Linked DNA regions of Mus musculus: regions 1 and 3 are each linked to region 2. The links are chromatin loops, found by intact Hi-C in ENCODE. Cell type or tissue: left cerebral cortex. All regions are shown on one strand. Each heading gives the region's core, and the rest is flanking DNA. Links, peaks and the distances in the headings are about the cores only. Region 1 overlaps Akap6 (A kinase (PRKA) anchor protein 6). Region 2 has its middle 10 kb from the start of Gpr33. Region 3 has its middle 15 kb from the start of Arhgap5.

The links. A loop is a pair of places that touch in the nucleus more often than their neighbours do. Peaks named below come from ENCODE experiments on the same cell type or tissue, not always from the same donor. Only the 100,000 strongest peaks of a DNase experiment are listed, where the experiment ranks them.
Region 1: it touches region 2 in a loop (3-fold over the local background); 10 of 42 quality-filtered maps call a loop at or near these places.
Region 3: a loop joins it to region 2, with 3 times the contacts of the local background. A loop is called at or near these places in 8 of 42 quality-filtered maps.

Annotation. Positions count from the first base shown.
Region 1 is chr12:52,827,634-52,837,953 of GRCm38, forward strand. The region is part of intron 2 of Akap6 (A kinase (PRKA) anchor protein 6); the gene reads left to right. Gm51971 (a long non-coding RNA gene) reads left to right here. Exons shown (of 2, transcript XR_003950181.1): 2 at 1-4,179. Among named protein-coding and RNA genes, the nearest start is that of Gm51971, 34 kb to the left of the region's middle. In left cerebral cortex, for the core only: a CTCF peak has its summit at 4,796 (motif pointing left); DNase peaks (open chromatin) are centred at 3,058, 4,805, 5,706, 8,537 and 1 more place; H3K27ac peaks cover 2,075 bases.
Region 2 is chr12:52,033,245-52,043,564 of GRCm38, forward strand. No RefSeq gene overlaps it. Among named protein-coding and RNA genes, the nearest start is that of Gpr33, 10 kb to the left of the region's middle. In left cerebral cortex, for the core only: a CTCF peak has its summit at 5,252 (motif pointing right); a DNase peak (open chromatin) is centred at 5,282.
Region 3 is chr12:52,496,334-52,506,653 of GRCm38, forward strand. It overlaps a transcript of Arhgap5 not described here. Among named protein-coding and RNA genes, the nearest start is that of Arhgap5, 15 kb to the right of the region's middle. In left cerebral cortex, for the core only: a CTCF peak has its summit at 4,785 (motif pointing right); DNase peaks (open chromatin) are centred at 3,260, 4,778, 7,374, 8,411 and 2 more places; H3K4me3 peaks cover 2,660 bases; H3K27ac peaks cover 3,476 bases.

The DNA.
Region 1 (10,320 bases), core at 811-8,810, 790 kb after region 2:
GAAAATGGGCAAGAGAAGATATTAATTACCAAACAAAATTATATTTTAAAAAGAGACGCAACATACTAATGTATTTGCAGATAAAGAAGGTATACCAGAAAGATATGCCCACATCTATGGAAATGATATGAAATTCTCCTGATGAAGCCAAAAGCTACTAAGAAAATGGTTTAAATTATGAAATGCAAACAGGAGTAAGACTTGGAAACACTCAGGCTGAGAAGATAGCTCAATGGGTAAACTGCTTGCTGGGTAAAGTGTGAGGACCCAATTTCAGATCCTTAGCATCTGAAGAAAGCCAAGCACAGGCCTGTAATCCCAGCACATAAACCAGAGGCTGAATAACCCCAGGGGCCTCACTGGTCAGCTAGAGTAGACTATCAGTGAACCACGGAATCAATGAAAGAGCCTCAGAAAATAAGGTAGAAAATGATAGAGGGAGGATACCCAGGGCCAGCTTTGGCATCAGTGAGTTTATTCACAAACATGTACATGCACACATATGTACACACATACTTGAATTTGGACAACTCAAGTTTCCTTATTAAAGAGAAGGAAGATCTTTAAAATCAGGCGGAAAAAAAAAAAAAAAAAAAAAAAAAACCTCTGAAAATTAGAAGTAAGCTCGGTGTGGCGGTGTGTGCCTTTAATTCCAGCACCCCAAAGGCAGAATCAGACAAGTTTCTAAATTCAATGTTCGCTAGGTCTACACAACAAGTTCCAGACCAGCTGGGGCTGTATAATCAGACAGTATCTGAAAAAGAAAAAGAAGAAAAAATAAAAGAAAGAAGGGAAGAGAAAGGAATGAAGGAAGGTAGCGAGGGAGAAAGATTGAAATTTTTAGGAAAGGAGCCTAAGCTAGAAGGAAAGAACAAATGCACACGAGCACAGCAGGGGATAACTTAGGGATGCTGGACTCGTAACAGCTCCAACCTGGAGACAACCCAGATACCCATCCACTGGTAAACACACACACACACACACACACACACACACACACACAAATACACAGAGAGGGGTGAAAGGGAAAGAGAGGGAGAGGGGGAGAAGGAGAGAGAGGAAAATGTCTCCCATATAGAGGACAAGAGGACCTACTGAGAACATAACAAATTAACTACTTTTGTGTACAGTCACATTGATACATCCCAAAGCATTATGTTGCATGAATTACATAAAGCACAATAAAAACTGCGTGCTGTGTGACTCCATTTAAATGACATTCTAAAAATGGCAAATATCTAGGGGCTGAAAACTGTGGTATGTATCTCGGTCTTGCTGCTGTTTATCTTCAATAACAGTTGCCAAACTCTACACTTAAGAAGATAAATTATATTGCATGTAAATCATGTCTTAGTTAAAAAAAAAAGATAAGAGGATTTGAGAAAAAGTGATCACCACAGGCGTACGGCCAGGAAGTTTGAACTTGTGCATCTCAGGCACCTTGGAGAAGAAGCTGCGGCAGTGTGGTCCCGAGCAGGAAGTCGCCCAGGCTCACGAAAGTTCCTCAAATAAGGCTGTAGGTGACTGAAAGGCAAGCCAGTGATTCAGCTGTTCTGGAGTGGAGACCACAGTCACACTTGAAGGAAATTAGGGTATGTTGTTCCTGTGAGTGGTTCTGGTGGGATCTTTTGTAATCAGAATGACTACAGAGATCCCCACATCCATGGAGCATGAAGCTCGCAGTGAATTCTTCTCGCTAATAAAATCACGAACGGGAAGACATCATATGCAACCCTCTTGCCAAAACCACACACCACCGTATATCAATCATTCTGAGAAGGGTGGGGAGAGAGGAATGAAGAAAAAGAAGCCTAACCACAAGCAAGCCTCCAGATCTGCCAGTTTTCAGGAGAGGGGATTGTGCTAAACAATTCGAGTACAGTAAGCAAAAAAAAAAAAAAAAAAAAAAAAAAAATGGAGTCTGGGAAACTTTGCAGGGCATACAAGCCTGTTCCTTCAGCAGAACTCCAGGAAAGAGAATTCAGGGATAGAGCAAATGTGACAATAGAGGTAAGAAGAAACGCATTACCACTCAGTGGCTGTACCCCTTTTTGGGTAATGATTAAAAATATAAGGCATAAGAACACGACAGTTGAGAGAGTGCAGGCAGTAATTTATATTTTAACACTAAGGAGTTAACTTTAAATGGAATCTACAGTGGCATTGTGGTTATAGTTACAAAGCAGGCAGGGCTCTTGTGTTTTAGCTGTCTGTACTGCAATCCCACTGTGTACCCGCTTTGCTTACCAGAAGGCTTAATTATAATTGGGGGAACTCAGATAAAGTGGGACTGGCTGAAGACCCCATCTGATTTGCTCAGTGATGGATTCATGGAAGCTTATGATTCTTTCTTACCCTGCTTTTATATCTTTGACATTTTCCAGAATGAAAACTTTTTTTTTAAAAATAGCATTCATATAAGACTTCTCACAAACCTGTAACAAAAACGTTATCGTCCACATAGACAGGAAGTGTTATTGCAGAGGTGATCATTGGCCTCAAACGTGGAGGCCCATCCTCAGACACCCTGTCTTACCGCTGCTTGTTTGACCGTGTTATCTTCAAATCAGAGATGGGCATATCATGGGTTGGCTTTCTCTTCCCAGTGCTCTGACAGCCAGCTGTGAGCCCTGAGGTAGTGACACTCCTTTCAACCGGAGCCCTCCGCTCCCTTGACTCACATTGCTCAACTCTCCATCCATCACCACAGATGAAAATGCCCTGCTTTTATTTGCTTCTGTTTCCCCCTCTCATTTTTGACTTTCTTCTTTCTGTCCCGCTGCCGTGTCTCCCTGAACCCCTTCCTTCACTTCGCCAAGTGACTTGTCGCCTGCTGGCTGTGCTCTGGACACCATCTCTCTGCCCCTCCCACACTAGTGATGGCCTCTCTACCTCTCCAAGCACTGGATTCGGCAAAGGAACCTTTCACTGGGCATGTGCAGAGCTGGAACCTGATAAGAACGCTCATAATTACACGCTTATTGTTGGGGAAGATGCTGGCATCTTGAATGCCAAGGACATTGAGAAGAAATGACATCAGAAAGGCTAGTTTTATACCCCAAATATTCCATACTCTATACTCCTGGAGGAGTGCCAATCTTCGTCCCTATATGCCTTGCTTCCTACCCAGGAAATGAGTACACTGAAGCCTTCAGCAACAACACATAGATCTTTCAAGGCACACGGCATTAAAGTGGAAGATCCTTGTGGGCTGGGACTTTGCTGATTTGGGTTTAGGCCTCTGTGTGTAGATATGCTGTGGCTGCAAGCTTCTACAGGATGTTAAACACTTTTGCTGAGGTCCAGTGGATGAAGATCTTTGCTGGCTCACCCAGCTGCAGTGCCACATGAGAAAGTGTGGTTTGAAGCAGTGGGTTTTTCACTTTTGGTGTACTTTGCTGTCTTCCTGCTTCTGAACATTGTCTTTCTCAAGTACCTCCTGTAGACACTCACGTTTCTTCCTCCTTATCAAAGTCCTACCATCAACATGACAACCTTCAAAGACTCGCCAGTCCCCCAGTGCCCTGCACAGCAGTTGGGCAAAATCCTTTGCTGAAAAATTTTCACATTGTTTTCATCAACATTAATATTTCTAGATATCCATCGCAGACCATCAGTAGTAAATAGCTCTTCATAAAATAGGAATGGGGGTCCTCTTGCTCCTGCTCTTGCCTTCCTGTTCCTGCTCTCTCGCTTTTCCTTTCCCCCCTCTCTCCATGTGTGCATGGCCGGCCTCTACTTCTCTCTCTGCCTTTCTCTGCCTCTACAAGCCTTTCAACTCCCCTACCCATGCCCTGAATAAACTCTATTCTATCCAAAAAAAAAAAAAAAAAAAAGGAGGGCTGGAGGGAAGGCGCACATAAATAAAAATAATAAGTCTTTTAAAAGAGAGAAAATGAAGGGACTAGGGGAAAGGGAGATGGATTGTCTTGCAACCCTTATGACCAGAGTTCCATTCCCAGAACCCAAGTCAGAAAAGGTGGGTATGGTGCTGTGCCTCTGTAATACCAGAGTGCTATGGCAAGAAGGGAAGTAGGGGCAGGAAGAACGTGTAAGAACTCACGTATCAAGAAAGACCCTGATTCAAAACCCAAAAAAACTCACGACAGCAGAGGAACAAGGTCGAGTGAGAGAACTAAACCTCTGTGACGTGTATTTACATGAATACACACACACACACACACACACACACACACACACACACGTGTAACGATTGCTTTCAACCCTGTAGTGATGTTACTGGTAGGCTTATTAAGCAGGCATTCCACTAGCATGCTTGCTGATCCCTCCTCTATTATGTTAATCCTCCCTGACTCATGGGTTTTACTGCGAGAACTAATGCAACTTCGTGAAATTGCTTTACTCTGACACGAGATTTTGTGCCAGGAAATCATTTCTAGGCATTGTCTGATCAAGTTCATCAACTTGCTACAAAGTAGCCCCTGAAAGCAAGAGAGGGCTTTGAGTTGCTCCCAATCGCCAACGCTGAGTTTTAGAACCTCCTTTGTATGACTGCACTGAACGGTCTTTGTGACCCATAATATTATCCAAGTAATTTATGAAGAATTAAAAAGCATACATGTACACATTAAAAACACTAATAGATTGTGCAATGTTTAAATTCCCAATAGATTAATGGCATTCTGCAGTAAAAAAGCCTTTAAAACATGTCCAAAGGTCTAATATAAACCCAAGATCATTTGGATTTCTATCTGTAAAAGTGTGGCAAGATTTAGTGACTCCCAGAAAGGAAGCCCCTGGACAATTGGCATTCACTTGTTCTGCAGCGCCATCTAGTGTTCATGGAGAAATGCGCTTTTAAGCCTCATCTTCCTCAGCCTTGCCTTGCTGCTAAGATTATCTATGCAGATTTCTACCTCTACCTGGCAGCCAATGATGCTTAGAGATGCTTCCAACTTACATAACCTTATATTAATTTCCACGGTGAAGGATCATTGATCGGTGAAGGATCAATCAACTAATGAGAAGAATTGGTGTATGTATCAGTATGCATATGTGATGTATTTTATTTCAAGACTACTATCTTTATTTCCCAATAAAATAGCCCATAGATGCTGGGATTTACTGGTTTACTTTAAATTTAATTGCCCTTACAAAAAACATCTTAAATGGCAAAACATTAATTTCCCAATTATTATTATAGCATTTACTATATAATATAACATATACCACAGTACAAATGTCCTATTAGGTCCGGGGACTGTCTTACATAATATTGCTCCCTTTATGCAACTTCCAAAAAATTCTTTATTGCTAGAAAAAGCTACAAAGCATCATCTGGACTCTAACATTCAGAGCTTTGCTGCCCTAAGTGTGGTTCCTGCACTGGACGCTTAGGCAGCCCCTTGGCAGATGTTAGCGTTGCAAAATGTCTGTACCCCACTTTGCCTCCCAAACCACACTTCTCACTTATGATATCCCAGAGTTTCAGATGTACATAAAATTTGAGAGGAACCTGTTTTAGAAATGTCTTCCCCTCATGTGCTCATTGGACAGTAGTCAACCAAAACTGGAGACTTCCATTACAATTTCAGATTTACGATATTTTATTCTTGGAGAAAGTTACATAACTTCCCTGTCTGACTCGTGGCTTATTTCAGTGTATCATGGTTGTTGCTGAGACTCACACAGCGGCTGAACAAAGAGAGTACATTCCTCCCCTGTCCAATCTGTCATCTTCATCTCTGCAGAACCAGAAGCTGAGAGGAACTGCCGACTGTGAAATTTAGGGCACGCATTCACTACCAAAAATATTTAAGTCTGCTGTGACAGAGTCATGATTTGAACCCACAGTAGGAGGCGAGGCTTAAATCTTCACAGCTGAAGCTCAAAGGAACACTTAGAAGTAAAAGGAGAGGTTTTAAATCATGGCTTTCCTTGGGCCTTAATTCTCTCTCTCTCTCTCTCTCTCTCTCTCTCTCTCTCACACACACACACACACACACACACACACACACACACACACACACACACGCACACACACCTTTAAACCTAGCAAGCTTCCTATGAAAATCAGAGTATTTACAGCCATCCATTCGCTTCTTTTTGGCTAATGTTCAGTTGGTTCATAATCTAATACTATTCCAAATTCACTCAAATTCCCCGAGACACTTATCTAACCATTTCAGATAACAGAATAGACTTCAAAGTGCAAGAAAATCTCTTTACAGGCTGAGGCTAGTTTGGAAAGTATTTTAAGTGCACAATTATGATAAGCCAGGTTCTTACATATTACAAAATTTTCCCCTTTTCTAAAATCTGGGCTAATAGCTATTAAATATTTCAAATTAAAACTCAAAGTAATATATTGTTGGTTCATTTAAAAATTTCAGAATTTAAAAGTAATAAATGGATTGGTCCATAGTCATGAAAATTATCATTGCAATTAACACATAGTTCCACAAGCTAGGCTAAATCCCATTATCTCTGTGGTTCTAATTATCGAAGGGCTTAAAGAAAGCAGAAGTTATTTGACCCGTGACTGGCCCTGCAGTCTGCTGGTGAGGGTATACGGTAACGCATGCTGCAGCAGAACTCAGATGTCCTAAACTGCAGATTATCATGCACAACCTTTCTTGGGTTGTCTTACACGTCAACAGGGAATTCCAAGGTCACGGCCACGAGCTAGGACGGATTCACATCCCCGTGCCTCTCGACTGCTGAATATATTCTACCTTCCTTTGCTTTTCCTGTAAATCCTTTCAGCATCCACTGGCTTAATTGGGGTGAATGGAGTCTGTGCCTCCCACTAGGGCAAATGTCTTGATTGAATAATTAGTGTTAATTGACACAGGCACCTCTGTCCAAGGTATGAAGTGTCTTCCTAGTTTATTTCATTATCTGTGTCTTTCTTCTCCATTTTACGGGATCCTGCTGACATTGCTACCTGACTGGATTGGCTAAAGTTAAAGCTGGGCATGCTGTTGCAGGACTCTGTTTGGAAACACAGATATTGCAGAGTGTTAGGAATCCTGGGGTATGACCTGGGCTAACAAATTATGAGCTCTAACTTGAAAAATGAGCCTTCAAAGCATAAAGCTTAGAAACCTTTGTTCTTACAAGAAATGTGACGTTTGACGTTTGTCACAGGTCCCTAGGCAGTCCATCCTGGACCTGGGGTTCTGAATTCTGCATTCTGAAGGTTTGTTGAGGATGAGAAAATGTCAGAGGAATCTGAAACCAGATCAAGCTGACCGATTAGCCAAATTATCCTCGAGCATCTACCGTAGAGGCGAGGGCTTTTAATCAGGAGCCCTGAGGTGTCTCCCTCCAGCTTTGGATCCTCTCCAGAGAGCAGCCAGGAAAAGCTTTCCCAGTGTGGAAAGCTCCCAGGGGAGATGTGGCCATGGTGGGACAATACCCAGGAAGGGCTCATCTGAGAGCCCCAGAGTAGCAGCTTGGGGAGTAAGAGCCTGAGCAGACAAGCAGGCCAGGCCACAAGGAGGAGAGATACACTAGCATTTCCTACAAGTGCCTTCTCTGTGACTGTTGTCATTAAAAGGGCTTGTTGTATCGGAGTGGGGGGGGCTTTAGCTATGGAACCATGAAACTTAATTCAGAAGAGACGGTGGGACAGCAGACTGATCTCTGTAATGTAAATGGCAGCTCTTCTGCTGAAAGCCATTGTGTCAACCGCTTGAGAACGTGGCAGTGACTTGGCAGGGAGATGGCAGAAAGGTTCTCTGGACCAACTGTCTCCTGCAGCTGTGAAAGACACACAGCCTGGCTGCCAAATGGTGAGCCCTTTTGTGCTCCGGCTGAGTTTCATTCACTCCTATGGCAACTTGAGGTTCAGCGTTCAGGAATATTAGTTTGGTCTGGACCATCGCCATCTCTTAGCAACCAAGGGAGATAGAAATTACCAGCTGGGTAATTTGATACTGGGAACCCGAAGGTCATGAAAATGGGGTATAATGGCTGTTTGTATTGAAGGGGGAGGAGGGAGGGGGGAATATGATGTAATCCTGATGTGTAGAAATGTTTGGAATGCCACAGAGATTACAAAGGAAAATCCAGTTCAAACTGGACTCTGTCTCACTCAGAGCGATTCAAGTTGGGCCAAGGAGCTCCTTTAAGCATGTATATTTTTGCTCAAATAAAAACCCCTTTGGGGTTTTGGAACTGCAGTATAGAAAATAGTTTACTCTGTATTAATTTTCTCTGAGGTTGACCCGTAGCTTAATTTACATTGAGTTTCGAAACAGTGATTTCGAGTAACATAAATAACAGGTTAGGGTTCTATTGCTCTGACTTCTGAAGGCACTGGGCCAGGGATGAGGATTGGGCTGGGAGAATGGGCAAGGGGAGACAAAAGTTGCTACAGATCTGCTTCCTGGATGCTCACACTGGCTCTAGCCCACAAGCGCACCAGCTCGTCAAGGAATTGCATGTTGGGAAACTAGAAACTGCAAAGCAGAAGCCAAAGGAAATTCTTGATAACAAGTTGTTTTCCTTTTCCCCTGGGCCCAGTGAAGGGACCATCTGTTTTTCAAACTAGAAAAGCCAGAAGATGCAGTGTTTGCTCCTGGAACGAGCCAAATTGTCATAATCTAATCAAAATTCCAAAGGATGAAGGGAGAAAGGAAGAGAGGGCTGGGGAAGCCAGGCGTGGCAGTTCCCTCGCTCTCTGCATTCCTGTAGATTCATCCAGCTGTTTTAGCAAACCAGCCTGGACAAGATGCATTTGAAGGGAGTGCGAATTACAGCAAGGAGGACTGGAAAATCCAGGGTTTTGCATGACAGGTAGCGGCCTGGTCTTGTTCTCAGGGGAGCTTGTTCACCTGCTACGCACGTGGTTCTTGTGCTGGCACAGTGGGCAGAGCGCCCTGCTTTCCCTGTCTCGGTTCGTGGTTAGACTTATTTGGCACACTCTGTTACAGTTGGGTCATGGATCTAACGCAGACAGCGGAGCGCGCCTTGCTTTTTCAGCAGTGCTAGGAATGTTTAATTCCTTCCATGCGAAGAGGTTTGGCATTTGATTTTGTGACCCAACTTCAATGAGGTGAAGTAAAAAAAATTATTAACATAAAATAAATCTCTTTTTATATATCCACTTCCTTGTATCCTCAGCCCTCTGGTTCCCATATCCAGCCGACTTACAACAGTGGAGGCTGAAGCCCATGGATTCACTGTTTCTATAGGTCAGCAGCAACTTCATATTGGTTGCTATGCGTAGCATAGACAAGCAGTGCAGACAAACAAGTCCTCTGATATGGAAACACTGTAGGATTTTGAACTCTACCATTAGGATTCTCTGAGAAGAGAAGGTCTCAGGAGAGGTTCTCACCCTTCCCAATGCTACAACCCTTTAACACAGTTCCTCGTGTTGTGGGCGACCCCCGACCATAAAATTATTTTATTGCTACCTCATAACTAGAATTTTGCTAAGGTTATGAATTGTAACGTAATTATCTGATGTGCGGATATGTGACTCTTGTGAAAGGGGATCCAAGGCCTGAGAACCTCTGGTTTCAAGGCTTTAAGACAACCAGAATGGTAGACTGTTTTGGCATCAAACTAAATCCATGCTACCTTCTGCTACACAAACAAAAGGCACGGGCGGCATCTTGCTGAGCTCAGTGCAGCCCCCAGAGCCACCAGGGTTTGTAGATTACTTCAACCTCATTGGATCTTGCATTTAGTTTAAGAACCCTTTTTTGACTGTCTCCTTCCCCATGGTTTAAAATGGTTCTGATTCTGAATCCGTTTTAAATTTCTATGCTCTTTGCTATGAAGAATGAGAAATATGCCAATTTTGGAAAAGTAGGTGGAAACTTTATTTATTTGGAAAAGTCCAGCCACATTCAATTTTAAATATATATATATATATATATATATATATATATAATTAAATATATATATAATTAGTACATATATTGTTTGAGGAAGTATATATTTTGAACTTTTCTGTCTGGCGATGGAGACATGAAGCTACAACCGATGAGTGTATTACAAAGGAATGGACATCAGGGTCTTGCATGTTTTACTTTGCATATGAGTTTGTGACAGTCACAGTAGAACTTTGCTTGACGTTTACCATGTGGCAGGTGCCTGGGCCGCATCTCCTCCTAATTCCACCTTCCTAGTTCAAACTCACGTAACAAATGGAAGAACTGAGGGATTTTTCTCCCACGGAGCCAAGGTTGTCAATGCAACTGACTTTCCAGCTGTCCCTGGAACCTGCCTTCTTGTCACTGTTCTTCCAGCCTTCATATTGGCTACACTTGTGTATCGTGTTTAGGGAACATTTTTCTTGTTAGTTCTTATTTTGAAGGTGGCGTTTGGGCAGGGCATTTTGAA
Region 2 (10,320 bases), core at 1,599-9,598:
GAAAGTCAATGAGCATGGGGTCCTGGTACTGCCAGCGAACAAAACACCTCACAAGAAGGTCCCATGGGCCTCTCTGTTTGAGAGTGGAGAGATGTTCAATATAGGTAGAAGGCAGAGGGTTAGTGAGAGGGAAGAGGCACACAGATGCATGGCTCACAGGGCCAAGTCATCCAGGGCTTTGGAGCTATGTTAAGTATATTGCATTTTATTTTTAGAAACTGCATTTCTAATTTGTGTGTATTTCTGTGTGTGTCTCTGTCTCTGTCTGTCTGTCTGTCTGCCTGCCTGTCTGCCTGTCTCTGTCTCTCAGTGTACAGTATGTATATGATCCCACTTTCCTGTGTGTGTGTGTGTGTGTGTGTGTGTGTGTGTGTGTGTGTGTGTGTGTGTGCAGTATATATATGACTCTTGCACATTTGTGCTTGAGGGCCAAGGGAGAACACCAGGTTCCCATCTCTATTGTTTTCTATCGTTGTCCCTTGAGGCAGGTCTCTCCCAGTACTTGAAGCCTGTATTTTTCATCTGGGCTGTAGGCAACAACCCCAGTAGTTCCCCTGTCCCCTGTCTACCTCTTACAGTACTTGTGCTACAAGTTTGGACAGCAGAACCAAAACCCTTAGCTTCCCCTAAAAGTCCTCGATTCCTTTTCTTTTTGCTCTTTAAACAGAGCACAGCCAGATGGAGAAGTCAAAGCCTTAGGAGGCATCTAAGCCTCCTGAGCCCCATTAAACATCCCCCGTGAAAAGCCTTCTCAAGCCCGCTGCCTTTCTCCGTCTCTGACCAAGCGTGGCCAGCTTGTTATATAGGTGCTGCGGTCTGAACTCAGGTCATCATACTTTATGCAGCAAGCACCCTGGCCACGGAGCCATCTCTTTAGTCCTAATTCTACTGCATTTGGTTTTGAGGGTGACTTGAGGGAAGAAAATATCATGTGCATTTACCTTCTGGCTCTGCAGCATCAAAATGCCACAAGTGACATAAAGAATAGGTATTGATTATTCTTACAGTTCTGGCGGCTCAGATTAAGTTCACATGACTGGGTTCCTTCTGGGCTTGTCTATTTAGTAGGCATATGGCCTACCTTTGGTTGCCTTTTAAGATAATTTGTGAATTTTTTTCCTCCCTCCTTCCTCCCTCCCTTCCTTTTTCTTTTTCTGTGTAGCATGTGCCACAGCATACACGTGGCATTCAGATGACAGCTTGTGGCACAACCTTCGGTCAGTCCTCTCCTTCCACTGCAATGGGCTCTGGAGGTGGAATTCAGTTGTCAGGCTAGGCCTTTATCCACTGAGCATCTCGTCCTCCTGCTGTCCTTTCGCAGGGCCTGCTCTTCGTAAGTGAGCCCTCCTGGATCTCTGTGAGCCTGAATAGTCTTTTAAAATATTTTACTTATTCATAAGGACACCAGTCAGATTGGTCAGATTAAGGCTCACCCCAAAGGCCACACTTTAACTTAGCCACTTCCTAAATGGCCCTGTCTCTTAGAGATACCTTGTTCTGAGATACAGTGGGTAGAATTCAACTTATTTGAATTCTGTGGGGGCATGATTTAGCTCATAACAACATAGACATGGGTGCCATACAGAGAATGTACTGAGGGGGCAACTGTGGAGATCTCAAGGAAATCTACAAGGAGACTGACAACTCAAGGAAAGGTCAGAGACGGAGAAAGGCAGCGGGCTTGAGAAGGCTTTTCGTGGGGGGTGTTTATGGGGCTCAGGAGGCTTAGATGCCTCCTAAGGCCTTGACTTCTGCATCTGGCTGTGCTCTGTTTCAAGAGCAAAAAGAAAAGGAATCAAGGGCTTTTAGGGGAAGCTGAGGGTTTTGGTTCTGCTGTTATTGAATTTGAGGCAGGTTTTAGATACCAAGTGATGATGAGGCTTTACCGGAAGCCAGCCTCGGTGAGACACTTGGAGCTGGGCCAAGTTATGTGGCATATGGCCTTTATGATTTGCTCTTGATAGGACTGTAGCTCTTTAAAACAAAACAAAACAAAACAAAACAAAACAAAACAAAACAAAACAAAACAAAACAAAAACCCCAAACATGCTTTTGACATCCTTAGAGACTCAATCTTTCCTAAACTAGGGTTCAATAGCGTCTTGTTAATTTGCAGAGTGTTTTTGTGGTATAGCTTATGTTGGATCCTCTGTGGGTTCTTTCTTCCACCCTTTCAAGCACTTCTCACAAGATAGAAGATAAAAAAGGGTAAAGAAGAAAGGAAAGAGGCCCCTGAATAAAGTCAGGGGTCATAAAGGGGTGATGTTATTATTTGATCACTTCCTGCTGATTAGGGGCTTTGAGTTCCTTGAGGGTAAGTTTGGTCTTCATAGTCAGGATATCTAATTTCTTCTTGTTTCTTTTTTATGCAGGACTACTTAACTCCAACCAATAGCAACGAGCAACAACCAACTAACCAACCAACAACCCACACCAACTCTTAGGGCCCTATCATTTATATACCCTTTGAAGAGTCCCCAGAACTAAAAATGTCACACAGTTGCAGAAACTATCTGCAGCTGGCAAAATCATGCCCCTACTAGAGCATGAGGCAAGTCATAGTCAGCTGCTGTAGAACATCTGAAGCAGCTCCATACTCCACATTACCCTGGGATTAAAATGAAACATATTCTTATAATATTTCTGTGTTTTTTAAAAAAACCAAAATTCCAAAATTGTCACTACACTGTAGTAACAACTTTCCATAGTCAGCTTGACCTAAGTATGGTAAGGTGCCCATAGAAATCACCTAGGAACCATTACCATCTTTGGAAGATGAAGTCACTTTAAAAAAAAATTTCTTCCTAAATGTTTATTTAGTAAGAGAGCATCTTAGGGTTTCATTGTTGTGAAGAAACACCATGTCTAAGGCAACTCTTATAAAAGAAAACATTTTATTGGGGCTGGCTTACAGTTTTAGAGGTTCAGTCTATTATTATCATGGCGGGAAGCATGGTAGTGTGAAGGCAGACATGGTGCTGTTGGAGGAACTGAGAGTTCTAAATCTTGATCCAAAGGCAGCCAGGAGGAGACTGTGCTCTGCAGGCACCCAGGAGAGGGTTTCATCATCACTGGGTGGAGCTGGAGCATAGGACAGCAAAGCCTACCTACACAATGATGCACTTACTCCAACAGGGACACACCTCCTAATAGTGTCACTTTCCAAGGACCAAGCAAACACATTCAAACCACCACAGAAAGGAGAATGAGAATGAGATCTGTAAAAGTTGATATAGATAATAAGGGAGGTCTTTCCATGCCAACACAAAGCCTAGGCCAGAGAGCTATGGACTTGATGAACTCTTTGTGAGAGGAAAAGGTGTGACTGACAGATGGGGAGCAGAAGAAGTATAGGAAGCAGAATGTTCAGTAGCAACAAGTTCATAGTCACTGCAATGCTTGGGATGAAGGCAGTGCCTTGAGCCATCTGGGACAGACGGGCCGGGTCAGAAGAGTCAGGAGGAGCTGGCTCAGTTTTGGTGAAAGACAAGGGATTACTGTGAATGCCCCTTCCTCCACATTACCCACTTGTCAAGGCTGACTAGTGCGCTTGGTTTTCCTGGGTCTGATGGTTCTTAAATATCTGAATTTCAGTTTTAAAACTTAGAAGGCTCCAGGGAAACAAATAATGTTGTCACCCTACAGAAAGAATCTGAAGAACACAGGTCTTCAGTACTTCAGTGGTCCCTAAGCAAACTTCAACCTACAATAAGTAAACATGCCTATGTGATTTGCCATGACCTCCTTAATAAAGGAGCTACCTTAACTTGCTTTATTTCTTAATGAAGTGCATAAATTATTATCTTAATGATCGGAGATTATTAGAGTGATCACATTACAAATTGTCTGGGAGAGCTCATGTTGTGAGTAGTGTCCTCTTTGTTCTCAGAAGGGGCCTAATTAATTTGGATGAGAAGTTGGAAGACCACTGTCCTGGTGTGTGTGTGTTGACTTGACACAAGCTAGAATTATCTGAGAAAATGAACGATTGAGAAAACCCTTCTATAAGATTGCATCTATGGTATTTTCTTGATTAATGATTTATGTGGGTGGGTCCAGTTCTCAGCAGGTTGTGGGGGTGTGCCATCTCTGGGTCCATGGAACCTGATGATATAAGAAAGCAGGCTGAGCAAGTTATCGAGAACAAGCCGGTAAGAGCGTATGGTTTCTGCTTCGGTTCCTGTCTCCAGGTTCCTTGGCTGTGACTTGGGAGTTGTAAGATGAAAGAAACCTTTTCCTTCCCAAATTGTTTTGGTCATGGTGTTTTATCATTGCAATAGACAGTAAACTAGGACACTCACTTGTCTTTAACAAGATGGCCTTTCTACTTCTTAAACAAAAGTACTGTTTTTTGATCTTGGCAAAGCATGACAAGTTTCCTTATTCCCTGAGTTTCATGGTGTGCTCTTTTGAGATGAGCCTCTAGTTACCATGTTTAACAAAAATTAAAACCATCTTCTGTTCAGAAGTACTTGGTCACCATTCCACATATGCAGCCAGAATTTTTCATATACACAGAACTCCCTCTGTAGCTTTTCATATTTGACCATCTCACTATTTGATGAACTATCACAGAGTTTTAAATGTTGCTTCTAAAAATTTAAACAATTTTTCATAACTCTGAGTAAGCAATAAAATCAGAAGTTGAAAGGGGAATATAATATAAGAGCCAAGAGTCAACACTGATTAATTTAAGTGGAAGGTGGAGGGAGAATTAAGAATTACTTAATTAAGGAAAAGTTTTCATTTTCTTTTTGACAGAGTCTCATGTAGGCATTAAAGCAACGTTACCCTTTTTACATGTATGTATCTTACTTTATGTGTATGAATGCTTTGCCTTCAATGTGAGTATGTATACCACATGTTTTCTTAGTGCCCTTGGAGGTCAAAAGAAGACATCAGATCTCATGGAACTAAAGTTATGGATGGTTGCGAGTGGCTGCGGGAATGAAACCTGGGCTCTCTGCAAGAGTAGAACCTGCTGAGTGATCTCTCCAGCCCCTAAAGCAGTGCATTTCTGAGCAAGGAATTAATGATGTAGCATATACTTAAACAATTACTAATATAACAACAGACAGGATTCATCGAGAGAGTATATATGGCATCTAAAGAAATTTTCCCAAATAAATCACTTTCCATACTGTTAGACGTAACTTCAGCTGTGGTTCACATTTCACAATGAAATTGAATGTTTCTCCTCACATGCCACGCACATTACTACCACTGTACACACTTTTCCCATTTTAATGAAAGTCACTGACCACTAGAGGGAGAAACAAGAAAAGCTTTGCAAAAATTTCATACATACAACAGGTGATTTAAATGCAAGCAATGGAATGTGCAGACTGTGGAGTATAGATTCAAGGCTGGCCATTAGCCTTGAACACAATACTGATAGGAGAGGGCTTGCATCTGTGAAATCCTGCGGAAATAACTTAATAGAGTGGTGCATGGCTGATTGGCTTGGTTATATTTTGGTTTAGTCTGTGCCTTTGACTAAGGAACAAGTACAAAAACTTAACCTGTGGAATTGGGTGAGTGAAGAGAGAATTAAATGCTGCAGATTTCAGAGGTGGGGACAGTGGCAGGTAGTTTAATATGAATACCATCAAAACAATTTCCCCGCACTTCACAGTAAGTGTATTTGATGATTAATACTTTTTTTCAATTTGTTTATTAGATATTTTATTCATTTACATTTCAAATGCTATCCCGAAAGTCCCCTATACTCCCTCCCGACCCCCGCTTCCCTACCTATTCACTCCCACTTCTTGGCCCTGGCTTTCCCCTGTACTGGGGCATATAAAGTTTGCAAGACCAAGGGGCCTCTCTTCCCAATGATGGCGGGCTAGGCCATCTCCTGCTACATATGCAGCTAGAGACACGAGCTCTGGGGGTACTGGCTAGTTCATATTGTTGTTCTACCTATAGGGTTGCAGACCCCTTCAGCTCCTTGGGTACTTTCTTTAGCTCCTCCATTGGGGGCCCTGTGTTCCATCCAATAGATGACTGTGAGCATCCACTTCTGTATTTGCCAGTCACTTGCCTAGCCTCACAAGAGACAGCTATATCAGGGTTCTTTCAGCAAAATCATGCTGGCATATGCCATAGTGTCTGCGTTTGGCAGCTAATCATGGGATGGATCCCCGGGTGGGGCAGTCTCTGGATGGTCCATCCTTTTGTCTCAGCTCCAAACTTTGTTTCTGTAACTCCTTCCATGGGTATTTTGTTCCCTATTCGAAGGAGGAATGAAGTATCCATAGGTTGGTCTTCCTTCTTCTTGATTTTCTTGTGTTTTGCAAATTGTATCTTGGGTATTCTAAGTTTCTGGGCTAATATCCACTTGATGATTAATACTTAATATCATAAATATATCAATGTTAAAAATAGTTAGATGGAATCAACTATTTGCAAGTTTCTTTAATCTTAAATAATTCATATGAATAATCCATATCAATATATGAATTTATGAAGACATAATTACTTGAAATCTTGTTTTGTTTGTTTGTTTACTTGTTTATGTCTTTAGAGACAGAGTTTCTCTATGTAACATTTCTGACTGCTCTGGAACTTGCTTTGTAGACCAGGCTGGCATTGAACTCACAGAGATCTGATCACCTGGGATTGAAAGCATGTGCCACTACTCCAAGGCCTAACTTACTTATGTTTTTATCTTCTTTTAGTTAGAAAATGTCTTTGGAACTTTTTCAAAACAGGTTTATTGTGGTTTACAATTCAAGGGTTTGACCATCACTACAGGGGAGTCATAGTGGTGGGAGCAGGAAGCATTTGGTCACAATGCACCCATAGTCAGGAAGCAGAGAGCAATATTGATCCCTGGCTCCTGCTTTTCTTTTTCTCTCAGTTCAGGACTCCACTTGACAGAATGATGCCATCCACATTCAGGGCAACTCTTCCTCTCTCCACAAGTTCAATCTACAAGCTCCCTCAACGTCCTGCCCAGAGGTCTGTTTCCATGGCAACTTTCCATCCCATGGAGTTGACAATCAAGATTAACCATCACAACAACACAGTTAACCACCCCTTGTCAATTTGACACTCAGACCATCACTCTGAATGATAACATCCAACTGCTGCCTCCTAAAGTCTTGTTTTCAAAAATACATGCAGAACATCTCTGGGACTCTCAAAGTCTTCAGCCACCCAACATTCAAAAGTTCCCTGAATTACTTTTTATTCTTTAGTTGTAAGGGAAACATAAAATATACTTCTCAACAGAAAAATGTTGAAAATCTACTTACTGCCAGGAACTCAGGATATTCTAGGTGGACTGGACATGAGTGTTTTCTTGAGAAGGAGTTGGCTGGGTTAGCAAGATGGCTCAGATGGTAAAGCTTCAGGTTGAAAGCCTGGCGTCCCGAGTTTAAACCCTGGAACTCACATAAAGGTGAACGGAGAGAACGGATTCCACCAATGTGTCCTCTGACCTTCACAGGTGCACATGGAATGCATCCCCCTCCCTCCCAGGTTTCGAGCGTGTGTGCCTTTGAACCAACATCACCTTCTCATGGTTCTACCCCAGCCTGTTGGCCTTAAACTTGAACTGTGCAATCAGCTCTGCAGATTCTCAACTCACCTGCCTCTCTAACCCTGGAAACCAGTTCCCACCTGTCTATGTACCTATTCATCCATTTATATATCATATCAATTCTGTTTTTCTGTGGAACCTTGATACTGGTGATACTAATTTAATACTAAATAAAATAATCTACCAACACACATTTACTAGGTACCATTCTGATTCTAGTGCAAAACAATGAGAAATCTATTTGGATGATACAATTTTATAGAGAATTGAATAAATCTGAGTGCTATTTTAAAGAAAGGTATATACTAACACTAATGCTTTAACATGACTTACATAATTTATTAAGGTGAAGGAAACAATTAGAATTGTAACTTGGAGAAAAGAATGAAAATAAATTACAATTTCAGTAGCCAAATACACTGGTAGCATTTTGGTGTTTTTTGTTTTTGTTTTTGTTTTTTGAGACAGGATGTCAAGTAGCGCAGTCTGGTCTTGAATTTTGTATGTAGATAGGACAACCTTGAACTCTTGATCCTCCTTCCCTCTAATTCTCAAACACTGGGATTATAGGCATGCACCACCATGCCCTACTGGTATATTATTTTTTCTTTGTAATTTTATAAAATAAATTATTTCTATGTTTTTGTTTCTGTTGTTGCTGCTGCTGTTAAACTGCTGTTGTTATTGTTTGAGATAGGGTCTCAAACAACCAGGCTGACCTTCAGTGTACTCTGTAACTGATGCTGGCCCAGAATGCTTGATCTTCTTGCTTCCATTTAGTTGCTGAGATTAGAGTCATAGGCTACTATCCTGTTTTTTTCTTTGCAGCATTTGATGCGCATTTAAATGCAGTATATATAAAATTGTGTCACACTTTTGGTGACACTGGAGAATGAAGCCAGGACCCTGCACATGCTATGCAAAAATGCTCTATTACTGAACTTCCTTGCTGGACCAATTTTTGCTAGTTGTCTGTCCTTCCCTCCCCCCCCCTCCTCCCCTTCCCTTCCCTGGCCTCCTCCCCTCCTCTCCTCCCTCCCTCTCTCCTCCTGATCCCTTCCTTCTCATTCCCTTCTTTTCCCTCCCCTCCTGTTCAAAAATATGAAGGGAATTCTGTGTGCTTGTGAGAACACTCCAAAAAATACAACAAGAGTTTCTTGTGACCTCAGTTTCTTCAAAACACAATTGTTCTTGGAATGTGTTTTCATGTTCCTCCCGGGCATAGTGGAAAGGAGTGAGGGCTTTTTTTTTTTTTGTTTTGTTTTTTGTTTTTGTTTTTTCTTCAGCTGTTGTTATTCATATGCCTTTACAGAAAAACACATTTTTGGTATGTGTGGCTTGTCCTTGTGACTGAACATTTTACTTACATGATTCTTCTTAACCCCCCAGAGTATACATTGTCTGATGCTCTGAATAGAGTTGGCTATTGCATGAGACTGGAGTCTGCCTCCGTTGTAGCCCTTACTTTCCTGGGTTCATGAAACCAGCTAGAGTGGCAACACCACCTCTGTCTGCCTCCCTGCCTCCCTGCCTCCCTGCCTCCCTGCCTCCCTGCCTCCCTGCCTCCCTGCCTCCCTGCCTCCCTGCCTCCCTCCCTCCCTCCCTCCCTCCCTCCCTCCCTCCCTCCCTCCCCTTTTCCTTCCTTAATTTATCTATTTACTTATGTACTTGTAATTATATTTATATCTATCTATCTTTGGGCATTTAAGTTGTATCTAAACATAGAATAATCCTCTTTGACTAAATCTACATAGGAGATTCTTTTGTGTGTTTTTATCCACTGCACGTGCTACATGTGGGAAGGTGTCAGGTCGATGAGAGGAAGCTGGAACTCTTGGTAGCATTTCTATGTTAAGATCAAGAAGAAGTAATTTTTTTTTTCCGGCATACAATCCTTTGTCGTGGCTTGTGGTATGTAACTTTAATTTTTTCTAAGTCTACTTTTAATGATGAACACTTTAACCTCCCTTTCATCCCACCACCCACCAGAGGTAGTAGGAAAGAAGAAAGACTATGGGGAAGCAGACCTGTTTAGAAATGGTTCTTTGGAGCAACTTCCATTGTCAGGAAATCAGCAGTTCAGTTCAGGAGTCAGCAGTGGAAGCTCGATCCCCTCACAAACACTTCACAGATGCGTACATCAGCAGTCCAGTTTGGGAGAGTCTGAATAGCAGCAGTCTTGGCATGACCTCGTAGGAACAGCCAGGCCTCAGCCTTGGCACGAGTCAGCAGGAGGGACCTGGAGTGATGCCAGAAGTTCTCAGCTGTGCCTCTCTCATCGAAGTGAAGATCAGCAAAGACACAAGACCAACACGCACTATGCAAGCAAGCTAAGCTCAGCCTCCATCACTCTCCGTTGGGTTCTATTTATAGCCCTCCATGGGTCTTGTTTCAGCATGTGCGTCTGTCTCAGGTGACCTCACTCTTCCAATCAGTCCGAGTCTGCAGAGGTGGCAAGAAACTGCAACATACCACCAAAAATTTTTTGGTGCATTTCTTTCTTTGGAGTCCTGACAAATGGAGCTCAACTACGCAATGTAGGGCAGACCAATACATGCTTGTCTTTAGCAAAGAATCCTTCATCATGTGTCCTTTCATGTGTTTGCTTTAGCAGAACATCCTCTCTCCTGTGTCTGCTTCAGCTAAACGGTCCTTCATGAGTCTGCCTTAGCCTTTCACACTTGTGTCCACTTTAATGAAATGTTCCTTCACACGTTTGTCCTAGCTAAACACCATCCAACTGACTTTCCAAAAAACCCTTAAGTTTCCAC
Region 3 (10,320 bases), core at 1,237-9,236, 460 kb after region 2:
AAACCAGAACCCTTTTATTGGAATCAGTATGACACTTGGGATGTGTACCAAAATAACAGGGCCCCCGCAGGCCACACGGAAGATGCACACACAGTAAATCAGAAGTGAAGGGCCAAACTGCAGTAATCTCTTTTCTTTTTCATCTCTAAATCACTGTGGCATGTGACTTCTTTAGAGTCAAGAAGTTGCCTTGCCCTGTAAAACAACAACAACAACACAAACTAAACAACAACAGTAACACATCCCTGAAATGGAAATAGCAACTGAAAAACTCTAAAATTGTCCTTTGAACCACTCTAAAATTGTCCTTGGCTTAAGAGTTAAGCACTTTTTGTAGACACTAGTAATGAACTAATAGCAAGGACACACCCTAGTCTTGGACCCTTGCTTTTGATCACTATGTCTCAAAAGTCCTGCTCAAGGCTTATGCTATTGAAATGAAGATTCTAAGTGTGTGTGTGTGTGTGTGTGTGTGTGTGTGTGTGTGTGTGTGTGTGTGTAGAACGTTAGTGGTTACCTGGAGCTAAGGATAGAAACAAAACTGATCATAAATGGGCAAAAATGGAAAATATGCAGCCTGGATAGGATGGCTACTGAGACTCAGGATGGGCCCCTCAACTATACTGTTGAAAGGCAGAGTAATGAATGAATTTGGGGAGCTTAAAGGCTGTGATCTTAGGAAATAAACGGTTATTGTTAGGGAAAGAAAAAAACAAATCAGTAGATCTTACAGCTTGAATGGGGAAAGTTTGTTCAGAAAGGTCTAGAAATCCAAACCTAAAGACAGGGTGGGGTTTAGGAATGGGGGTTGTTTTGGAGATAGGGTTTTGTCCATGTAGTCCAGGGTGACCTAGAACTCACTATGTAGCCCAGACTGGTTTTGAATTTGTAGCAATCAGCCCTTCCTGGGATTACAGACTCATAAATTTACCTGGAATGAAGGTCAGGTTTTTTTGGGGGTGGGGTGGGGTGGACCTATCCTTTGTTTGGTTAGTATTTAATCTTTGTGGAGAGGGATGCAGTAAGAACAAAACTGAAACGGAATCGAAAGCCAGGAGCAGCAGTTTTGTCCTGGGTGTGGCAGTGGGTGTGGGTGAGGGCCACGCTAACATAAACCAGGAAGCAGGAATGCTGCTCCCCAGGTTCAGTGTGCAAAACAGCCTCACTGGCTAACATGGGAGTGGAGAAAGCTAACATGAGAGTGGAGAAAGTTCTCTGAATAAGCACAAATAGAAGCAAAGGCCTTTGAAAAATCTTAGCAGTGAACAGAACCTGAGCTGAAATCCTGGTCTTCTGCTTTCCCAGTTCAGTGGTCTTTCACGACAGACTGACGCGTTGACACTAACTGTTTTGCACTGTAGTAAGATCATTGCTATTTCTTCTTAAGCTGGTATTGTGTTCAGTAGTATGCAGTGATACATAAGAGCTGGAGAATTGCCTCCACTTAGAAAGAGGACCCTCATGGGATGGCAGAATGCAAAAATAAATGTGTAACAAATCCAAGTGAGAGACCATCTAAATGAAATATATTCTATCATAAAACTACTTTCATTTAGAAAGTTAGACAGGAACCCCTGGAATGATCTACTTCCTTTATCAGCACCTGTGAAAATGATCGATTAGACTATCCAGTAGATGTTCCATGAGACCATCTCCAATATGGGTCATGCTATTTTCGAAACAGGGTCTCATGTAGCCCAGACTGGCCTTAAACTCGGAGTGTAGCTGAGGATAACTACTAAACTTCTGATCCTCTTGTCTGTGATAGTGTAAAAAAAATTATGAAGCATTTCATGTACTCCACCTTAAGTCAAATAAGTCAAATTATTATAAGATTAAATTTAAATGGAGCCCATTTTATTAATATCATTGTTATAAATTATTATTAATTATTATTTTTTTTGTTATTATCTGCAGTGCTGAGGATGGACCCAAGGACACCCAATGTTGGTGCTGGGTTCACAGACATGGAAAGCCGTATCTGGTTTATGTGGGGCTAGGATGGAACCTTATAGTTACTCCATGAGCATTCTATCAACTGAGCTACATCTTCCACCTTAGATAATAGTATCGATTGGTAGATTTAAGAATTTAAAAACAGAGTCATCAAACATAATTACATGCATGTTCTTTGGTTGGCATGTTTTTGGTCTATAAGAGCTTTAAAAAGCCATCAAAGTCGTATCATCTAGACCCTACACGTGGCAATAATATGCTTACAAAGGATGCTTTGTTTTGCCAGAGGTTAGCATAAGTGGAGTCAGACAATGCCCAAAGTGGTCAGCCTGCGAGAGACAAACAGAAAGACTAAAAAGCAAAAAGCTGAAGGACAGTAAAGAGGAAGGTACACCTTAGGATGAGGAAACGAATCAAAAGGAAAAAGACAGATGGAGAAAAGAAGGAAGTTAGCATTAGCCACAGTTCCACAGAGCAGGTTAAATATTACCTTACTGGTCAATGATGTTGCCATCTTGTTTGCAAACATTTTTTTTTTTTTTTACACAAACCATCATGGCATTATTGCTTCTTAGTGAGACTTCACTCTGCATACAATACTGTGGTCATTTTTCTCAGTGAATATATACTTCTAAAATATAATTTTAAATATTTCCTTACAAGGCTAAGTGTACGGCTCAATGATAGAGTGCTTACCCAGCATTGCGTGCCCTTGGGATCCATCCTCAGCACTGCAGAAAGTAATAATAATAAGTGAAAACGATGATTAAAATGGGCTCCACTTAAATTTAATCTTGTAAGAATTTGACTTGTTTGACTTAAGGTGGAGTACATGAAATGCTTCACCAATTTTTTACATTATCTCAGAATTAAAAATGTAAATACTTCTAAGAAAAAAGTAATTATTTAAAAGTCATTCTTATGAAACAAGAGTTAGAAATAAAGCCTATGACATAGGCCTGTTCTGGGCTGTACTGCAGAGGCATGGGAAGTCAAATTACAGAAAGAATTTGACTATTATTCCTTACTAGCTACCAGTACTCAGGAGGGTGAAATTCAGGGCTAGTAACCTAGGATGTTACATAATAAAACTCTGTCCCCCCAAAAAAGTATTTAGAAATATATAATAGTTGAGCTAGAAGAACTATAATATTTTAGTTTCTTTTTCTTTCTCAGGAAAATGCATAAGCATGGACTGGCAACACAAATATTTACCATCTACTGTAGCTTATAAAAAGGAGAATTGACAGAGCCTTAATTGCAGAGTGATTAGCTGTCTTGTTGTTGATTGCAGGAAACTCTTATGCTACACCAGTTCTTGAGAATGCTCCCTGGTGTCTCAGATCCATACTTATTTGTTGCTAGTGACTCATTCACCTACCAGAGAGATGGAATATGGAGAGACGTGGGCTGTACTTGGGGAAGGACAACAAAATCAACTTTCATAGGCTTTTTTTCCCCCTTAAAGTGATTATCTCAGCTGGTACTTCAAAATATAATCTAAATCTTTCTGCTAGTAATAAACCCCAGGAAGACATAAAACCTAGAGTGTTCCATGGTAGCAAACATTTGCTAAGCACTTGACAGAGAACCATGTGTTCCGTCATTGCATGGAGCCAAACTTACATTCATCATTTCTGTCCAGAAGAACTCACAACCTAAATCTGGTCTACACTAAGAAAGAGAGGATTCACAAACAATTAAAACGATGTACACATGATCAGACAGCCAAGCAACTCAGGTGTCTGCTCCTCACGTCAAAGGGTTGGGGTTTACACAGTAACAATCTAGGAGAGAATCCGAGTCCTTTATCCAGTCACCCTTTCAATTATATTTCAGTTTTACAGGGTTAACCTTATTGGGATTGATTAAATTCAAGCTGTGATCCTTCATAAAAACTCAACGGAGGGTCCAGATGGCCTAACAATACCCCCTTTTGCGAGAGGAAATAACTTGGAGACCTTTTTATTTTGTCTAATTAAAGTACTTGTACTGGTTGGGACCTGAGTGAATTGTCATTACTCTAAGAGAAGCCTGCATTACAAATAAACTCTCTAAAAAGAGTGATTGTTTTATAATAGCGTACTACTTTGACAATTTCAGTTGTGTCCTAGATATGACTAAGAGGGTCAGGAATATGACATTTTGAAGATAGACTCTGATAGCATCTTTGGGATTTCAGTCTGAAAATACGGTTCTGGAGAGTCAAGAGAACACGGCTCAGTGGAACAGAAAGGCGGGAAGGTCAACACATTCCTCTCCTTCTCTTCCATTCCTGTACTCACAATTACTTTAACTCCCTTAACTCTTGTCAAAATATTTTCCTCGATGACAGCCAAGACATGCTTAGCACCCTTTCATGCTGAAACTATCATTAGTAGCGGTAAAACAGATACAAGGAAACCCTAGGCATCTTAACTCAGCCGATGGCTCAGGGGCTGCTTGTATACCATCATTTGCCCACTTGCAGAAGCAAAGCCCCCTCTTGCCATGCTTTCCCACAGCAGCAGTCTTAACTTCTGAGACAGAATTCTAGTGAGGAGATGGGAATCTGTTAAGAGGGTTGGAAATGAGTTGAGAAATGCCATAGGAAAATAGAAAATAGTCTTGCATGTGCTTTTCAGAACAGCCACTTATATCATTACTTCTCCATCTTTGTGTCTGTCATTAAGACAATATTCTGAGATTGTCTCTTCTCCAAAAACCCTTTTTGTGTCAGTTAGGCAAACATACTGACTCTACTTGTCAAGAAGAATGTCTTATGTGTGACTTTGTGTGTGTTCTTGGTTGAGGCTCCCAAAGACAAGGCTGTTATGATCAGGGATTTCCAGCAGGGGGTGTAACTGCTTCTGTAGGGTAAATTTCTGTGAGTTTATCATAGTTCATGCATTTCCAACAGAGGAGAGGGTAGAGTCATAACATTTTTTTATGACTGTATTATCTTTTGTTCCAAAATAACCATGAAAATTAATACTCTTGTTAGGATATGTTGGAGAACTATTAGTCTGTAGAACAAATATTTAAATGAAAACCCTAAAATGCCTGACTGGAGTGTTATTCGTCCTCCCTCCTCCTCCCCCCCCCTTTTTTTTTTTCAAAGAAAACGAAGAACAAAGCTCTGGGTGATTTTAATTATCCAGTACAGCAGATGAAGCATTTACATTTTTTATTCCAGATAATAAGAGTAATAGATGTGAGAAGGCTGGGTAATATTTATTCCAGCTCCCACATAGTACCACCAATGAGCTTAAAGAACAATTTCCTCATTTTTTTTTTCTTAAAATATTCTCTTTTGGGCGGGGAGGGTGAATGTTTCAGTTTTTCCCCCAGAAAGCGCTGCGCCCGTTCAGGTTTAAGAATGGCACTCTCTACTCACTGCTTAGTGCGTCTTATCTACAAGCATAGAGACATTATCAGTCACAGAATGCTGGCTTCTAATCCCCATTTTAAGATTTCTATGGCTACAGAATGCCATGCTTTATTTTTAAAAAAGAAATAAGTAACAAAGACAAAGAGCAGTGGCGACTTATATGTTCTAGTGAGTAGATTACTATTAAAAGTAAGCAACGTTTTACGTTTCCAAAACTTCTAAGTCAAGATAGATGATGCAGGACTAAAAGGAATGCCAGGTATGAAAATTGTTGCTTGTAAACCGTGGTAAAATTGGGGGAGGGTCCTTTATTAAGAGCAATGATATTTCAAGTCGTTTCTGCACCTGGTGTCAGATCCTGTAGTTGAAAATTATGCCTAATGCTAATATTTCTTTTATGAGCCTTGATTTATTTGACTTCTCATATGTTACTAAATACCCATGGTTAAAGATTTTCTGGTTGTTTAGAAAATAATTCCAGAATCATCTTAGCATGAGTACCATATAGTACTTAACATTCTATTCAATTCAGGTTAAGGTTTTTAATTGGCTCCAGGCATTGTTTAAGGGTTTTTAGTACAAAGATTTAAAAAAAAAATACACAAAACCACATTCTGTTCAAGCCTAAGTAGGGGATTCGAGCTTCCTCTTCTTAATTTTCTTCTCTCTTCCCTTCTGACTGACTTCTCTGTGTCACTTTCATTGCAATGGTCCTCAGCTTCCCCTATTGTCTTAGTTTGTAAGTATCCTCAGAGCACAGCCTCTGGTGCAGCAATGGATGGAATCAAGGATTTTAGTTATGACTTCTTAAAATTAAGGAGCGAATAACAGAGGAATTAGAAATGTCTTTTCTGCTTCTAAACTATTTTAAGTTTACCTTTGAGGAATAATGAACCGTGGAGGGACACAGGGAAGGAACAAATGAACAGATCTTCTGCTGGAATATTGTGACAGATTTACTGACAAATATTTTCTAACCAATTTGTACCAACAGGCAGTTTTTGTTTTCTTTCCTGACAGAGTGTAAATTTACTTCTGGATGGCAGCAGCTACGCCATTATAACACTAAAAAGCAACCTTGGCTAACTTCGGTACCTTATGTAGCCTATGAATAATTTGAATTTTAAAGCATTTTTATATATTTACTGATGATAAACTATTTTCAGCACAGGAAATGAATCTTGCTCCAAAGAGAAATACTCCCCCCAAGTCACTTTACATGAACCAATGAATTGGAGCAGATTTACTTATTTTTTTTCCTTCTAACATCTCCATTTAAAATTAGGGTGACCTTGGGAAAGTCACAAATAGTTCCTTCAGAGCTTAAAGGCCTTGATTTTCCTTCGTTCAAATTCTCTCTGCCTTTTCACGTCAATGCACAGATGAATAATAATACATAGAAAGCTCAACCAACGTACTCCCAAACGCGTAATTTCTAAGTCTCAAAAAAAGACCGAATGTATTCTAAGGCAGTATCATGAAAGTCGGGAAACAGAGTTGGAAGTTGAGCTTATGGTGAGCCCTTGGGGCTACCCTAAACCATCTAAATCTTGGCGTGTGGCTCAACTTCCCTAAGAATAGCCAGGATCAAGGGCCTGCGTCTGTGTCGTGCCCACGGGGAAAGGACTCCTCTTGCTCACGACTAGCTCAGGCTTCTGTCTGAGTGGCTCCAGGTGCCGGAGAGCGACGCAGCTCAGGCACATTCTTTCCTTTGCATTCTTCAGTGCCCAGAGACCTAAGACTCCAAGGGATTTATGGAGGAACGATCGGCGCCCAAGCCATGCCTTGCAACGGCTAACACAACATTGAGTTCCTTTGCAGGACTCCGAGTTACGGCCAAATACCGAAGGAAGGCAAGGGAGAGGGGCAGGGAAGGCTCGGCGACCATGCTCGGCGTGAGGCGCCTGAAGCGTGGAGGATGGGACGGAGGAGGAGCGGAACGCGGAGAAAGGGGAGAGCGGAGGAAAACCACTCACGCCAATGGGTAACAGGGAAAAGGTGAGAAGGAAGGGAGTAGGAGCGGGAGCCAATGGGTGGGAGAGGCGGAGAAAGGGGGAGGGGCAGAAGCCAATGGGGAGCGGGCCTGGAGCGGGGACGCGGCCCCGCGCGCTCGCGCGCCCCCTCCCTCCGGCGCGGCAACTCGCGCCTCCTCGGCTCCCGGGAGACGAGGGCAGGGGCGGGGCCGAACCGGGATCGCGGCTCGGGAGGCGTCTGGAGGTGAGCGCCGCGGGGCGGGGGAATTCTGGGGCGGGCGGCGCGGGCACGCACGCACGCGCGCCCCCGTGCTGCCCGCGCCACCCCCGGCCGGGTGTGTGTGGCTTCGCTCGCTCGCTCGGCCGCGCGCGCGCGTGCGTGCGTTCCGGCGGTGCGCGCCGGGAGAGATGCTGAGGTAAAGTTCGGGAGAGAGAGAGGGAGAGATCCGTCAGCGCGAGGAGCCCGAGTGGCCGCCATTACTGAGCCCAGCGCGACGGCGGGCGCGGGGGAAGGGGGGAGGGTCGGGGCTGCCGCTGCCGGCGAGCGGGCGGGTGACCGGGCAGCGCGAGCCGCGGGGCTCGGGCTTTCGGGGCGTGTGTGTCGGCGAGGGCGCGGGGAGCGCGCCGGCCGCGAGAGGCGAGCCGAGAGTGGAGGAGGCGGCGGCGGCGGGAGCGCTCCCCAGGAATGTCGCTGCCGCCGCCACCGCCGCGGCCGCTGCCGTTGAGGAGGCGACGGAGGAGACCGGCGTTGTTAGGTAGGACCTCGGAGAGCCCGCTGCGCGGGGCCTGCCTCTCCCCTCCCGCCGGGGACCCTCGGTCGCCGCCGCCGCCGCCGGTTGTAACCAGTTGAAGGGGCTGGGGCCGGGCGCCTGGGTCCTCACAGGCCGGGCCGCGGGGATACGGTCGGCTGAAGGGCAGAGAGGCCGGAGAGGGGGCCGCTTTCTCCACAGGTGACCGGGCCGGGGGCGGCGGAGGCCTGCTGATCGCCGAGCTCGTGCCGGCCCCGCCAGGCGTCCTCTCCCCGCGCCGCCACCTTCACTTGTCCGGGGCTTGGAGGGTTGCGCGGGGAAGGAAGGTGGCGGGGTCGGCCGGCTGGGCTGCTGCTGCTGCTGCTAACGAGTTCCACCTGGAAGGGGGAGCGCGGTGGGCGCGGATCCGCAGACACAGGACCGCGGCTTGCAAACTTAACCGCCTTTCCGGGGGATCGGCCCTTTCACTTTTTTCTTATCTCCTCGGCTCCTCCCTAGGTTCGCCACCACGTTCCCAGCTGCTAAAGCTTCGGGGTAAGGGAGTGAGAAGTTGCACTGCGCAACCCAAACACGGGACTCCGTCCTGTCGTTTGACTGCTCCCAGGGTTGGGGCTTGGATCCCGAGTTTCTGTTGGAATAACCTCTAAAAATTTCCCTCGGTTCCCAAGCAAAGAAAAGTATCGGGGTGGGGGTGGGGAGCAGCTCGGGAGCGCGCGTGCACTTCTCCACACATAAATACACTCCCTCACACCCTCCCTCTCCAGCGTTATTGGGAATGCAAGTGAGGTGCAAGCTCTGGAGAAGCTGAGGCTGCAGGGTGCTAGAAAGTAAGGACAAACTATTAGAACGACTAATAAAATTCCGAGAAAGTTGGAGGGGAGAAGTTCATACTTTTACCATAAGACGGGAATCCAGTTTGGGCCAGTGCTTAGTAAATAACAAGGAAACATACACTAAATCAAAACCAAGATAGTGAGATGAGAGGACTTCCTCAGCCATCTAACCTTATATGTCATCAGCTTATTTTTTCTTTGGGAAGGTAGAAACTAAGGACATTTTTAAAAATGTTCAAGTAACGAAACATTTTTTTTTCTCTGTTTACTAGTGTTTGTGCATGTTGCCTTCCGCAGGTGTGTGAGGTGGGCATTGCCCATTTTACTTAAATCCAAAACCAATTTCCAGTTTGAACAGGATGTTAGGGATTGTTTAACAGCTTTGAGGAGACCCCTCACTTCATGGAAGAGTTCTCTCAATCTCCATCTAAGACAGTTCTTCCGGCAACCATTACATCCAGATGTGACTATTCCGGAAAAATACTTTGGTTTAAATATAGACTTCACCAGAATGTATTTGGAAATATTTTACTGTCAGTTCCAGTTTATTTGGATGCTACTCCTTTTCAGTATTTTTACATACTAAAACTAATAGTTTAAAGTAACCTGCAGCTTCCAGAAAAATGTTGCTTTAATTTTAAATTTCTCATTTTGTGCCTTTTTAAAAATCCTTTGTAATTGACCTATATTTTACCTGTCTATAGAATGTAGAGCAGAGGAAGAAAGTTATAACTGTGGGTCACAAAAGCCTGATAAGGCATTGGGGAGGTTTATATAAATTGTAGATTTAAAGGTGAGGTGTATTTGCTTATTAAAGAACCATAGCTATTGGTCTGATTGGTTTAAAGCAGAATCCAACAGTATAGACAACAGTATAGTTAACTATTGATTTGGCTGTCTTCTTTAGCTACATTCTTTAACTCAAATTAGCATGCCTTATTTTAGAGAACTGGTAATGGTACATGTGGATAGAAAACACTGTCACAGAATTGGTGCTTATTGGTTTTTTATCTTTGTCCATTTAAACTGTATAGGTGATTAGATTTTTTTTTTCCTTCTCATGGTGCTGGACATTGAAACAGACTGTTACTTGGTGCTCTACCTCCAAGCTACATCTCCAGTCTCTTTCAAAATTGATTCAGTGTCTTAATATCGCAATTATCTTACATGGTATTTACATTGACTATTTATGTCCCATCTCTCCTCTTTTATAAAAAGGCAGATTTAACACATTTTTTGGTGATAAAATTTTTCACCTTGAAGGTTAAGGCTTTATATGAAATAAAATGCTGTATTTGCCTTTCAGAGGGTATTGGAAGTTATGGCTTAGCTTTTGAATAATAGTTATGTACGTACACACACACACAAGAGAGAGAGAGAGAGAGAGAGAGAGAGAGAGAGAGAGAGAGAGAGAGAAGAGGAGAGAAGAGAAGAGAGAG